2 separate regions of the Homo sapiens genome follow, and region 2 is linked to region 1. A link is a loop called in an ENCODE intact Hi-C map of the cell type or tissue named here. Cell type or tissue: IMR-90. All regions are shown on one strand. Links, peaks and the distances in the headings refer to the core of each region. The heading gives the core; the rest is flanking DNA.

What was found. A loop is a pair of places that touch in the nucleus more often than their neighbours do. Peaks named below come from ENCODE experiments on the same cell type or tissue, not always from the same donor. Only the 100,000 strongest peaks of a DNase experiment are listed, where the experiment ranks them.
Region 2: a loop joins it to region 1, with 5 times the contacts of the local background. A loop is called at or near these places in 1 of 110 quality-filtered maps.

The regions. Positions count from the first base shown.
Region 1 is chr17:46,753,610-46,761,607 of GRCh38, reverse strand. It overlaps NSF (N-ethylmaleimide sensitive factor, vesicle fusing ATPase), which reads right to left. Exons shown (of 21, transcript NM_006178.4): 20 at 6,239-6,294; 21 at 4,144-5,806. The coding sequence ends at 5,785. It also overlaps a transcript of LRRC37A2 not described here. Among named protein-coding and RNA genes, the nearest start is that of WNT3, 61 kb to the left of the region's middle. RefSeq lists an enhancer at 2,631-2,925. In IMR-90, for the core only: no CTCF peak of the experiment used is centred there; no DNase peak of the experiment used is centred there.
Region 2 is chr17:46,829,569-46,835,223 of GRCh38, reverse strand. LOC101929777 (a long non-coding RNA gene) reads left to right here and starts at 2,122. Exons shown (of 3, transcript XR_429986.3): 1 at 2,122-2,460; 2 at 3,662-3,776; 3 at 4,306-4,434. It also overlaps a transcript of LRRC37A2 not described here and a transcript of WNT9B not described here. RefSeq lists enhancers at 1,576-2,223, 2,224-2,871, 2,872-3,519. In IMR-90, for the core only: no CTCF peak of the experiment used is centred there; a DNase peak (open chromatin) is centred at 1,533; H3K27me3 peaks cover 474 bases.

The DNA.
Region 1 (7,998 bases), core at 1,711-5,710:
ATCCCAGCACTTTGGGAGGCCGAGGTGGGTGGATCACTTGAGGTCAGGAGTTCGAGACCAGCTTGGCCAACATGGTGAAAGCCCGTTTTTACTAAAAATACAAAAATTAGCAGCTGGGCATGGTGGTGCATGCCTGTAGTCCCAGCTACTTGAGAGGCTGAGGCAGGAGAATCACTTGAACCTGGGAGGCGGAGGTTGCAATGAGCTGAGATCGCACCACTGTACTCCAGCCTGGGTGACAAGGCGAGACTCCATCTCAAAAAAAAAAAAAAACAAACAAAAAAAAACCAGGAAAATAAAGCCATGAGCCGCCTATGGTGGAGGCGGGCTGCTCTGCGCTGTATTCAGACCTGTGACCTGAGGTTAGGAATAGCCACCAGAAGTTGATGCACTCTGTTTTGTCCATGATGTGTCTTTAGCCCCTGAAAAGCTGAAACCACAAAAACTGTTACACTTCAGCCATACAACGAATCGGACACGTACAGGATACAGATCTCCTCTACATCTTACAGTCTGGTCATTTTTATTTCATTTCGACTTTTTATTTTTCTTTTGCATAAAGCTAATGCAGGTTGACTACACCTTTTCTGAAATGCTTGGGACCAGAAATATTTCAGACTTTGGAAGATTTGCATATATACAATGAGGTATCTTGGGGATGGGACCCAAGTCTAAACACGAAATTCATTGATTTCATATGCACCTTACACACATAGCCTGAAGGTAATTTTATGAAATTTTTAAATAATTTTGTGCATGAAACAGTTTAGACTGCATTTTGAATTTTGATTGCCACCTGTCACACAAGGTCAGGTGTGGAATTTTCCACTTGTGGCATCCTGTCGGTGCTGAAAAGTTTTAGATTTTAGAGCATTTCAGATTTTGGATTTTTAGATTAGGGATGCTCGACTGAACTTATCTATCCCAGAATTCTAGGTACTTTTTCCTTTTTTTTTCTTTTTTTTTTTTTTTTTGAGATAGGGTCTTCCTCTGTTGCCCAGGCTGGAGTACAGTGGTGTGATCATGGCTCACTGCAGCCTTGACCTCCTGGGCTCAAGTGACCTCCTACCTCAGGCTCCCGTGTAGCTGGGACCATAGGCATGTGTCACCATGCCCAGCTAATTTTTTAATTTTTTTTTTTTAGAGATGAGGTCTTGCTATGTTGCTCAGGCTGGTCTTGAACTCCTAGCCTCAAATGATCTCCCACCTCAGCCTCTCAGCATTGGGACTACAGGCATGAGCCACCCTGCCTGGCCAGTACTTTTTCAATCAATAAGATTGCCAAATATTTAAATGGTCCCTATTCATACTAATGAAGACCATTTGTAATCGTATGATTAGTTTTTAATTTTTAAGAGACAAGTGTCTATGTCACTCAGGAGTACAGTGGCATGATCATGGCTCAACACAGCCTTGACCCCCTGGGCTCAAATGATCCTCCTCAGCCTCCCAAGTAACTAGGACTCAGGCGCACTCTACTATGGTAATTAAAAATAAAATCTTTTGTAGAGATGGGGTCTTGCTGTGTTGCCCACTGGTCTCAAACTCCTGGGTTCAGGGGGTCCTCCCACTTCAGCCTCCCAAAGTGTTGGGATTACTGGGTGAGCCATCACACCCTGCCCAGTCTTATTTGATGGTTAAGGAGAATACAGTTGATAGCTGTGCTTGAACATGTAGTTTCTCCTTATGTATAAGTACTTACAAACGTCTAAACACAAGAGGACGTTGTTTAAAAATCTGAAAGAGACGACATAATTAGAAGATATCTTTCAAAGCAATATTATTTTATGAAGAAAGAAGGGAAGGAAAGCATGTGAGACAGTTCAAGGATGAGGGGATGAGGTACAAAGAAAGGTGGAAGGAAAGAAGGTAGGGAAAAAGAAAAGCAAGGAAACATGATGGCGACATGATTCTTGGTGTTACCTAATGCCGTCTCCCCTGGTGGCCCTGGGCATAGGGACATGTTCTTGTGTGTGTGGCTGGTCTGCACACTCGAGTGAAGTCAGTGCAGCTACGCATTGCTGCTACACTGCCACTGTTTCTCCTAGTTTAATAGAGAACCTTCTAGGAGGCAAAAATTTCTTACCATTAATCTTATACTCCCAAAATAGTGAGACAGAAGTTGCATGGCGTCTACGCTGGGAAAATTTCAAACATGATCCCTCCTTGGATATTTTGTCTTCACCCACTTGGGATGCTTGCCAATCACAGGCGCTATCTCCCGCATCTTTATGCCATGGTGCCCGTCCAGCACACACCCTTGTGGGCTCGTCTCCAGGACCCAGTCTCAGTACGGCTTGCCAGCTGATGAGAAACTCTACATCATTTTGCAATAAATTCTGCAACTTACCTGCTTTCTTGAACTCTCATACACACCCTTCCCCAGTCACTTATTTTATTTTTCGAGACAAGAGTTTTGCTCGTTGCCCAGGCTGGAGTGCAGTGGTGTGATCTTGGCTCACTGCAACCTCTGCCTCCCAGGTTCAAGCAATTCTCCTGCCTCATCCTCCCAAGTAGCTGAGATTACAGGCATGTGCCACCATGCCCGGCTAATTGTGTATTTTTAGTAGAGACGGTGTTTCACCACGTTGGTCAGGCTGGCGTCGAACTCCTGACCTCAGGTGATTGCCCGCCTCAGCCTCCCAAAGCTCTGGGATTACAAGTGTGAGCTACTGCGCCCGGCTGCCCCCAGTCACTTCTTTAAAGAGGCTATGGACCAAGTTGTCAGGCAAGGAAAATGAAATCCTGCTTTCACCTTCTGTGTTTGGGCTGGGGTGTTTGTTTATAGCTGACTCACTGTTTCAACAAGTCTGTTGATCAGGATTTGATTATTGTACACACTTCAATCTACTCCATGATTTTGTGACTTGTTGCTGAAACTTTTAAAGGGGAGGCTGCAATTTTTAGGATATGAAAAGACAGCCTTAAAGTAAAAACATATTTCTGACTTTAACCACAATTATGCAATTTTTCTGTGTGACATTGAAAAAAAGTGTCCCAGTGAAGATGTACAAATTTAGAAAGGATAAAATAACCTCCTCTTTTGAGGTTTTGATCTCAAAAACATCTTATGACAAAAAAATAGCCGGTTAACAATTCGCCTATAGATGAAGAAACCTAAGGCAGCAGCTAGCTGGAGCCTCCTTTGCTTCTTCACAGGCCGTTCTGTAATCTCATACGCTCTGCTGTACAGCACTGGCTTTGAAGAATATTTGGGCAGCTTCAAGAACCCACCTTCTCAAGGCTATGCAGGGACCAGGTCGGCCTCAGGGTCCTCCTCCCAGGAACTCCCGTTGTGGAAGTTCTTGAAGCTGGCCTCTTCCCCACAGGGCCTTGTGGACTTTCTGAGCTGCCTCCTGTCCTAAACTGAGCCAATGCTAAGGATCAAGGTTTAGGAGGTTAAGAGATCTGATAGCTCAGAAAAATGTAAAAAACTATGGAGGATACAAAAGTGAACCATGTGAAGCAATCTCACTGAGAGCCTTGAAGTTCCTTGGTTTGTACATTTCACAGAAAGGAGTAATTCTAATTGAGTGGCAACCCTCCTTTCTGGTTTATTACTAACCTTGTTTGTGGCTTAGGTACCTGAGTTGATTTTTTTTTTTTCTTTTTCTGAGACAAAGTATTGCTCTGTTGCCCAGGCTGAGTGCAAGTGGCGTGATCCTGGCTCACTGCAACCTCTGCCTCCCAGGTTCAAGCAATTCTCCTGCCTCAGCCTCCTGAGTAGCTGGGATTATAGGCATGTGCCACCACACCCGGCTGTTTTTTGCATTTTTAGTAGAGACAGGGTTTCACCATGTTGGCCAGGCTGGTTTTGAACTACTGACCTCAAGTGATCCACCCACCTCAGCCTCCCTCTCGGATTACAGGCATGAGCCACCGTGCCAGGCATTTTTTTTTTTTAGTAAGATAAAATAAGTATAAAGCATAAAGATGGTTGTATATTAACTTTTTCTGATACTCTAATGATGTTTTTAAATAACTATACTTTCTAAATAAGAGATTTTTAAAATAAAAATCATCCCTCATGTTATGCTACTTGTAACAAAACACGGAGAGGTTTCTTTCCTGAGCCCCCTCCTTCTTCCTCCATTCCTATCAGCTGTTCATGTCGTTCTATATGAAACACTGGTCTACAGAACATTTTCAAGTATATTTACTCTTTATTGCATTCCTTCATTTGCATTAAACAATATTTTTTCAATACAGTTTTGGACAAAACACAAAGACATTAAGCTCATTTAACAAGAGACATAAGTTAACACAATGTGTGCTGCTTTCATGAGGAGGAAAGAGGCAAGATCTTAGAGGAATCCAGGATACTGGCCACCAGGAATCACAGGATCTCACAATACAATCCACTTCTTTAAAAGCCACAAAATAAGCTAGGGAAGAAAACCCAAAACAAAGAAGATATGACATCCAAGTCTCCACCAAAAGTATACAAATGGCAAGATTTGGAGATGATCTGCTTTCTCACATGAGGACAAATAACAGAGGAGCCACACCCAAGTGCCACTGTGGCCACAAGCCTCATGGGTGGCGTGTGAGGTAAGCACCTTAGGATGGCTTCTAATTGCTTGTCCTTGCATTTTAAGCAGCAGTTGGGAGAGAGAGGCACACTCCATAAGTCTCATCACCAAATATGACCTAATTAAATTCCTGCTAAGTCAGTCAGTTGTAAGACAAATCACCCTCAAAAGGACTCAACGGGTGCTTCCTTTTGGAAGAAGTGTGTGGAGGGTAAAGGAAATGTGTTCAATGTATTGGAATGGACAATAAAGGACTGAGGGAGAGGGCTAGAAAATGATTGATTTTTCTGGAGAATAGTGTTTTAGACACTAGATAGTACAGATCATTTAAAATAAAGGATAAATTCTAAGTAAGTCATTAAGCTAAGGAAAAAGCAGTGATACTAGTAAGCCTTAATATTATACTAAGGAATTGACCCACTTGGAGTTGGACACTAATTAGTGCTGAGAGGTTTGTAAATTACTTTAATAACTCCTTTCTGTTTGGGGGTGTATGCTTTTTCCATACCTATCTTTCACATGTTTTTAACAACATCTTCTAAGTGGTAATAATGAGCATATCTCTTACCACAGAGCAAATTAGTTATACTTAAGGGGAAGTCACAACCAACACGGTAGTCATCTGACTTTCTATTAAGAAAGATCTTCTGACTGCAACTTGAAAACATCTCTGACAATGATTGAGAACAGCATTTTAGAGATTCAATGCCTTGTTTCTTCAGGCAAAGAGAATACCAGTCTTGTGGGAGACCTTTAACCAAATACCCAGTGACTTTTAGTGTTAGCTCAGGACAGCTGTCAGAGGATCTCTGGCCCACACCTCGATTTACTAAGCCAGATTTGCATGTAGAAAGTCTGCCTTCTAATCGGCCAACTGTTGTCATGCAACATTCATGACACTGACTGAGAGTTTTCAAGGGTGATGGTGCTAGTAGAGAGGTTGAAACGTGTAGTGTCCACAAGTACTGGATGGTTCCCACCCAGAGGGACTGAGCAAGAAGGAATCACTTTAGCCTGCATGGGAAGGTAAGCGCAGCATTCTAAACCAAATTGACACCTTCCACGAGACACTAAGCTATCTCAGTATGCATAAGGAAGGGAGTTTTATTGCACTAATCATGCAGAGCGAGCACATGTTGAAGGTAGAGAACGTTCCACTTAGTCCAGTATCTTGAGTAAGACAGTGAAGATCCTAGGCCATCTTCACCTTGGTCACTTCCCTTGGTCACTGTGTGTTTCAAATAGTTCATTTTCAATCAAAATCAAGGGGGCTACTGCAAAAGAAATACCAAAACACAAAAAAACAGATGAGGGTCCGTAAAAAACTATTCATCAAAAAAAAAAAAAAAAAAATCACTAAAAGCTTCTTAATGGTTATCCTACATTTCCCACTATGCATTTGCTATTAGATGAGCACTTCACAAAAGAAAATGGTCACAGCTCCATGCATGTAAAAGCAGGTTCCAATAAATATGTACCATTAAGTTTTTCCTGCATTGTGACAAGGAAGTTTTGCGAAGCAGGACAGGGAGAGCAAACCAACAGTACAACCAACTTCCTTGCTTGGTCTCTCGGACCTACAACACAGCGAAGAATTCAAATAAATGGAAACAAACTTATCTAGGAAAGCAACTCTTAGAATAGGCACAGGGATTTAACAGGGTGGTAAGTTTGGTTGATGGTCATTAAATGTTGTATGTACTTACGCTCCTTCTTCTCTTAAGAGGGCCAAGAATTTTCTCACACGGTATTCAGGATCCATCTAAATACATCAGAAGAAATGAAGATGGGTTAATGGTACCTTCTAACAACTCTGCACTTGCTTCATGAGAAGGCAGTGTTCGGTTTCACACTTCATCAATGCTCTGCTAGGTCACTGAATGTGTTACCTGCTCCTTGACCAGCATTCTCACACAAAACAAAGCAGATCACATCATTTGGAGGAAGTGAATGGGGTTTTCCAGAACTATGTACACTGGGTTCCAAAAGACCCAAGCCCGCTGGCCATCATAGGCACTTGGGCCAGGCGTGCCCTGTGCTGATGCCTGTGAGGCATCGCTGTGAGACTGGACAGGGCCATTCATCAGAGTTCAAATGACAACCAATTCACCTGTTGAAGGTGTAAAAGGCTACTAAAGTCACAGCAAAGTAGAAGATACCAAGTTGAGGTTAATTCAACAACTAAAAAATAGCTTATTAACTCTACATAACCAACCATGTAGCTTTTCTTAGCCTCAGTATCCGTCATATAGTTTCTTCTTTGTAGTAACAAAGTTGTGCTAAAACTAAAAAAATGAAGAGTACTGCTGATTCCTGAAATCATCTCCAGATGAATCTGGGTCTCCTGTGACTGCGAATGTGTCATGAGTCTAAGAAAAGATGGCGCAACTTTGTTTCAGGTGCTTCGTTCAGGTCGTTATTATTAGCTATCTCGACTGGTTTTCATTTTCTATTCATATTTATACTAACTCGTTAAATGTACTTTATTCTCGTAGGCCCACAGGAGATATGAAGTTATCTAGAAAACAATCGTTAAAAACATCTTTAGTTCCTGAAGATGAATTTTTATTGTAAGAAACACACCTAACTTTTAAAATATGTTTCAGAGCAGGAGTCTGTTTCCCAAGAGGGAACTCCCTGCCCTCCAGGAATAACTTTCAAATGCTCAGTGCAGCTGTGGGGAGATGTGCAATTGGACTCCCACTCCAACCACGGATTTTTTTTTCTTTTCTTTCTTTTTTTTTTAAGATTTCTTCTATCCCAGAAAAACACTGAACAGAAGTTTCAAATGTATCAAAGGTAAGAGGTCAGACTACAAAGGACTAAGAAAAAGTGTGAATAGCTAACAAAAGAAACATTTTTCCTTTTTGGGAATAGAATTACATATGAATCAATTGTCAAGTTCTTAAAAAAAAAAAAAAAAAAAGAACTGGCTGGAGCGCAGTTGTAGTTGGTACTTGCAGTTCTTTGCCCATTAAATATATTTAATATGTGTGAGCAACAACTTACTGACTTGCCTGTAGCTATGGAATTAAAAGTCAGGAGAAAGGGAGGAAAAAAGTAATCTAGATAAATGACTTTATTCCCTCAGGTGACATCCAGTCAGAGCAGATCCTCAGCTCTGTGCAAGTTTTAACAGAATAGCATGTAGTGAACAGAGAGGTACCACGACTTATATTCTGCAAAACTACATGCCTCTTCACTTAGGTTCAGCCTCTCTAAGGCAGATCTAAAGAGAATTCACTCAGCTGCACGAAATCCATTTGACATGAAGGGGTTCAAACTCAGAGGCCTATGAAATGTCAGTCGCTGAAGATCAGGCCTGAGTGCCCCACTCTCACTCTCTATCCCACATGCATAAGAAGCATTAACTTGATCACTGACCTGCAGGCATCAAAGGAAGGGAAAGGGATGAGGGTTGGGGAAAAAATCCACATAGTTTCTTCTATGCAATTATTGAAAAAAA
Region 2 (5,655 bases), core at 1-4,000, 75 kb before region 1:
GAAAAAAAAGAATAAGGGACAACATGGCAAGACCTCATCTGTCTACTAAAAATAAAAAAAAATTAGCCAGGTGTGGTGGTGTGTTCCTGTAGTGCCAGCTACTCAGGAGGCTGAGGTGGGAGGATCACTTGACCCCAGGAGATGGAGGCTACAGTGAGCACTGATCGCACTACTGCGCTGCAGCCTGGACAACAGAGCGAGATCCTGTCTCCAGAAAGAAGAAGAAGGAGAAGGAGAAGGAGAAGAAGAAGAGAGACTGAGGGCCAATCTAGGGAGTTTGATGCTGCCTGGGGGAGGAACACTGACAGGTGAGCTCAATGGCCATTTTTTGGAATGCTTCTGGGGGTAAGGTGGGCCTCCAGAGACTCTTCCCTGAACAAGCTAGAGAAACAGAAGCCACAGACTCTAAGAGTATATTAGCGTGGGGGAAGCCCTTGAGGAGCTGGCCAGGGGTTCTGAAGGAATAACAGGGGTGCTGAGTTGTGAGAGGGCAGAGGGAACCTTCCAGGTTAAAACTGGCTCCTCTGCATGGGGGAGGGGTGTGACAGAGGACAGGGAAGGGGAGGAGGCAGGCGAGAAGGACCAAGCCTGTGCCCAGCCTCAGGGACAGGGCTGAGCCCCTACCTACAGCCCAGGAGGTATATTTGCTTGCTAGAGTTGACCGTTCTTGAGATGAAATCAGGGGCAAGCCAGCGAGAGGAGCTTTCCACTCAAGGAGCTCCGTACCCCCTGTTGTAAAGCCCAGCCATGCCTCGGCAGGCCTAGCAGAACTTGCCAGGTGCCCTAGTGGGCTCCTTGGTGGCCTAACTCTCCATCTCCTAATGCGCGCCCTCCCCAGCAGCCTGCCCTCTCCCAGAGGCAGAACCCAGAAGGCCTCCCTCCTGCGATCAGACCCAGGCACCACCTGCTTCTCCAGCCACTGCCCAGGACACCACTTCCCCCTGAGAGTTGGCAAATCCGTCGTTTTGGTTACCACCTCATGGAGATTCAGCCCCTCTGGAAGTAAGACATTTTCTTTTTTTATTTTTTGAAACAGGGTCTCACTCCATCGACCAGGCTGGAGTGTAGTGGTGCCATCCTAGCTCACTGCAACCTCAAATGCCTGGGCTCAAGCAATCCTCTCCCCTCAGCCTCCCGAGTAGCTGAGACTGCAAACACATGCCACCACACCTGACTTAGTTTTAAATTTTTGCAGAGACAGGGTCTCACTATGTTGCCCAGGTTGGTCTCAAACTCTTGGCCTCAAGTGATCCTCCTGCCTCAGACTCCCAAGATGCTGGGATTACAGGTATGAGCCATTCTTGATACCTGGGATGGGACATGGTCCAGAATGGGGACAGGAAAGACTCCAGAACTAGCAGAACCACACACTCCAGCCAGAAAAAGAGGCGAAGGAAGTTGAAGGAAAAGCAAGCCTCCCGATCAGGAGCCCCCAGCAGTTTCTAGCAGGCAGACTGGCTCACTTCTTCCCCGGGCAGGCCTGTTTTCCAGGACGCTCACTCACGTGGGAAACAGCTCAGTGCACACATGCACTGAGTCAAAGCTTTCTTGGAAGATACAGTGATTTCTTGATTTTGTTAGAACTGACTCACACACACCCTCACTCACTCCATGAGCCAGGGAAGCAGGGCTGCCCACCACACTGAGCAGGAGACTGGGGTTTGAGTTTGAGCTCAGGTCGGCCTCCAGCAGTGTCTCGGAAAGCTCAGAGAGAAGTCAGGCAGTGAGGTGACCAGATGGGGAGTCGGGGTGGGTTGGCTGTCCCTTCCTCCCTAACACTCACCTTCTGATTCTTCTTAGAGGGCTGGTAAGGCTCCCAGGACTGGCATTCAGGCCTTGGCATGCCAGAGGATCAAAAGAAACTGCCCGTCCTTTCATGCAATTGATACAAGAAGCAACAGAAATTGCAGCTTGCTTTCAGTGGGACGTTAGAACTTGTGGAAGGAGCCATCACCCAGGGAGCTCAGCTGAAGCGTCAGGGCTCAGGCCCAGCTTCCACGCACATGCTGCTTCCCGGTTTGCTGACGTCCTCTGTGCTGAGAGCACCATGTCACTCCTCAGCTGACATCACTCTGGATTGGCAGCCAGGGCCATGAGCTCGTTTTGTCAACAACCCTCCCCCTCTTTTTGCTCTTTCCTGGCTGTGTGGTGGACTCTTCAGGGACACAGCAGTCACTGCGCTGCAGGGACAGTCCCCAAGTGCCAAGGCACAGCCTAAAGGGGCCTGTTCCCACCATGGCATCCGTGACAAGAACCAGGAGCCAGAATGCAGGTTTCTGGGACTTGTCAGCTCCCTTCTGAGTGCCCTGTTGAGGATTCCTAGAAGTCCAGACACCTCACCCCCCTAACCTGGATGGACCACGCAGAGCCAATAGGAATACTTTTCTGTGGACGTGCCATGTTGGAATCCCAGATCTCCCTGCCCTGCCAGCCCCTGCCAGCTTCCTGGGGACCCAACTGGTGAGTTTCACCCCCAAAGTGGCTGCGACATTGGAAGGCCAGGGCCACCCCTGCCTTTTCCATTGCTCGGCAGCTCAATCGTTCATCCATAATCCCCAGGCGTGGAGGCAGGGCTGGGGGCTCAAGGGGCTCTCGGTGCAGCGGCAGGGGCGGGGGCAGGGGCTCCCCTAACTGCAGAGGCTAGCCTTACACACCCAGCAACACATGTCCCCCTTTATGGCCCGGGCTTTCTCTCGGTGCTTAAAGCCAACTGTGAAAAGAGCAGGGCTGATTCTGGCTGCCTGGCCGTTTCCTGGCAACAGGCCTGGCAGGAGGTCTTTCTTTCTCCCCCCAACCTCCCTTCTCTCCTCCACCACCCCCCTCTCTCTTTTCCCCCCTGTGTCTTGTGTTGTGTATCATTAAAACTTCCCTCCCAGCCACTTCGCAGCCAACAACCAGGCCCTTCTGGGGCTAGTTCCCTCCGGGCAGCTCAGCCGGCCCGGGGTGGGGGCTCCGAGGGGTCAAGGCCCCCAGAGAGGAGGCTTTGTGTTCTGGAACCAAGGCTTAAACTCAAGTTGGCAACCTTTGGCACGTTTGTGAGGGGCAGCCACCAGCACCCCCTCTGCAGGCACCTCTTCCTTCTCTGTCTTCCTCCCCCACCTTTCAGGGTCTCGGTCTCTTCCTTTAGTGCCTGGAGCCTGCCAATAGTGCCACTGGGCACTGCCCAAAACCACGCGGGCCTCACGAGGCTGGGCATGGACAACCCTTCACCTAGGAGGACAAGCCTCTGCTGAAGGCTGGGGTAGCTCTAGCCAGAGGCCTGCAGCCAGCTCTGGCACAGTGTCCTGGTCTGCCCTGAAAGGGCACAGGAACACAAAGGGTGTTGGCCTCAGGGATCACGGGGAAGCAGAGCATTCACTCAATGCATACAGGACCCAAAGAACTCTTCATTTGGCAGTTTCAACCTGCAGGGACACTGAGACCCAGAGGGGGTGAGTGCCTTGTCCGGGGACACACAGCCAGTCAGGAGAAAGCTGAAGCTGGAACCCTGGTTTCCCAGTCCCCTCCTCTGTGGCTCTTCACTGGAGGGGACCCGGAGGGGAACAAGTGGCTCCCTGAGGCCCACGCACCTTTTGGGCCTGACCTGCCTGCCTCCAGAGCAGTGCTCAGGGGTGTCTGAACTTGACCCCGCCACTCTGGGGCCCTCCCCCTCTTCTCCTAGACCCTGAAGAAAGCCTCTGATGGGCCTAGAACAGAGAAGGTGACCCAGGACCTTGCCCAGCCTTTCTGGACAACTGGAAGACAGTTACGCTTCGTCCTCCACCTCTCCCTCCAACGTGAGTATCCGAGTCACAGGGGCCTAGTGCTGGCCTCCTCTGTCATCCAACCCACTCTTAAGGCTGGATGGGCCACCCCAGATCACCTATCTGGTACCTTGAGGCAGAGCAGATGCTGGGGGTAATCTCAGCTCATAGCCAGGTGGCTTCCGGGTGCAATTCTGGGGTTCTGCCAGCTCTAGCCTCGCTCACCCACAGGGTCTCTGGCCAACCAAGATGCCCTGACCACACAGACTGTATGGTCAGGCACTTACAGCGCACCCTGACTGCAAGCCCTCAGCTCTGTTGTCCCATGTTCCGGTGTTTTCCAGACTCCAGGCATTTCCATGCTACCCCCACTCTATAGCTGCATGCATACCTGTTCTGCTATTTTTTGAACACTTTTCTTTACATTGATTTGCATTGTTCTTAATAACGTCAACTGAAAAGAAGATTTTAGATTTACTCATTTTCAACAATGAGGTTTCATTCTAACCAGACACTATGGCCCTGCAAAGGCTCTGAATGTGTGACTTTCTCTCTTTATTAGAAAAGGATCTTAGCAAGTGTTGGAGAGGTGCTGAAGTCGTATTAGGACCAACCAGACTTTTTCTTTGAGGATACTCAGAAGGAGTGAAGGAGAATGGAACAGGGGGTGTGAATAAATGAGCTTTCTCCATGTGTGATTCAAAGTGGTTTAACCCATGCCTCACCTTCTAGAACACCCGTGGCCCTCTCTAGCCATGAGAAGTGTCACCACTAGCCATCAAAATGCTCCCAAAAGTCCAACCTTTGACCAAACTACATTTCAGATTTTCATTTCAGATTTTCTTAAATTCTGGAGAAAAAAGAAAATAAAGTAAAAGAATAAATATTTTGGTTATGCCATGTACTCTGATTTGGGATTCAGAAATATGATTTCTGGCCAGGTGTGGTGGCTCATGCCTGTAATCCCAGCCCTTTGAGAGGGGAGGATCTCCTGAGCCCAAGAGTTGGAGATCAGCCTGGGCAGTGTAGGAAGAAGACACCATCTCTAAAAATAATAAAAAGTTAGGCAGGTGCGGTGGTGCATGTCTGTGGTCTCAGCCACTCAGGAGGCTGAAGTGGGAGGATTGCTTGAGCCCGGGAGGTCGAGGCTGCAGTAAGCCGTGTTTGTGCCATTGAACTGTAGCCCAGGCGACAGAGCGAGACCTCATCTCAAAAAAAAGAAAGGAAATATGATTTCCCACATTACCACACCTGCTGATGTGCATAGCAAAAGGCTGGGTGTGGGGGTGGGGAGGCTATGGTAGGCAAAGGTAGGGGTGGGTGATGAGGATGAGGGGAGGAAGGCTTTTGGGCAGTCTGAGAAAAGCAAGAGAGCTGGGAACATCTCGTCACCAACAGTCCTCAATCACTAAGACAGCCTGGTTAGGATTCTGCCATTATGTTTGGTCTCATGATAATAACAGGTCTTAGGAAGTCAGCCTGTGTTATCTACTAGATGCCCTGAGCTTTTTGGGTAAACTATGCCATTTAACCCTGCCAAGGGTGGAATTAGTATACCCATTTGCCAGATAAGAAACGGCCACAGAGAGATCTAGATAACTTGCCCAAAGTCACAGCTCAGCAGCAGGGAGCCAGGATGTGAACTTGTTCTTTCTGATCACAGAACTCATGCTCCCCCCACCCCACCACAGCATCACTTTGCCCCCACCCCCTACTCCCATCCCAACCTGAGGCTATTTGGCCAGTGAGGACCAGGCCTTAGGAGATAACCATCCCCTCAGGTGAAAGAGTGAGTCCCAGTGTCCCCAGGCAAGGCTTCCACCAGCCCCTCCCAGCAGAGACTTTAGGAAGTGCTCCTGTGTGGCATGGCTGGTGGGGCTGTGCCCCTCCATCCCCGAAACACACTCAGGGA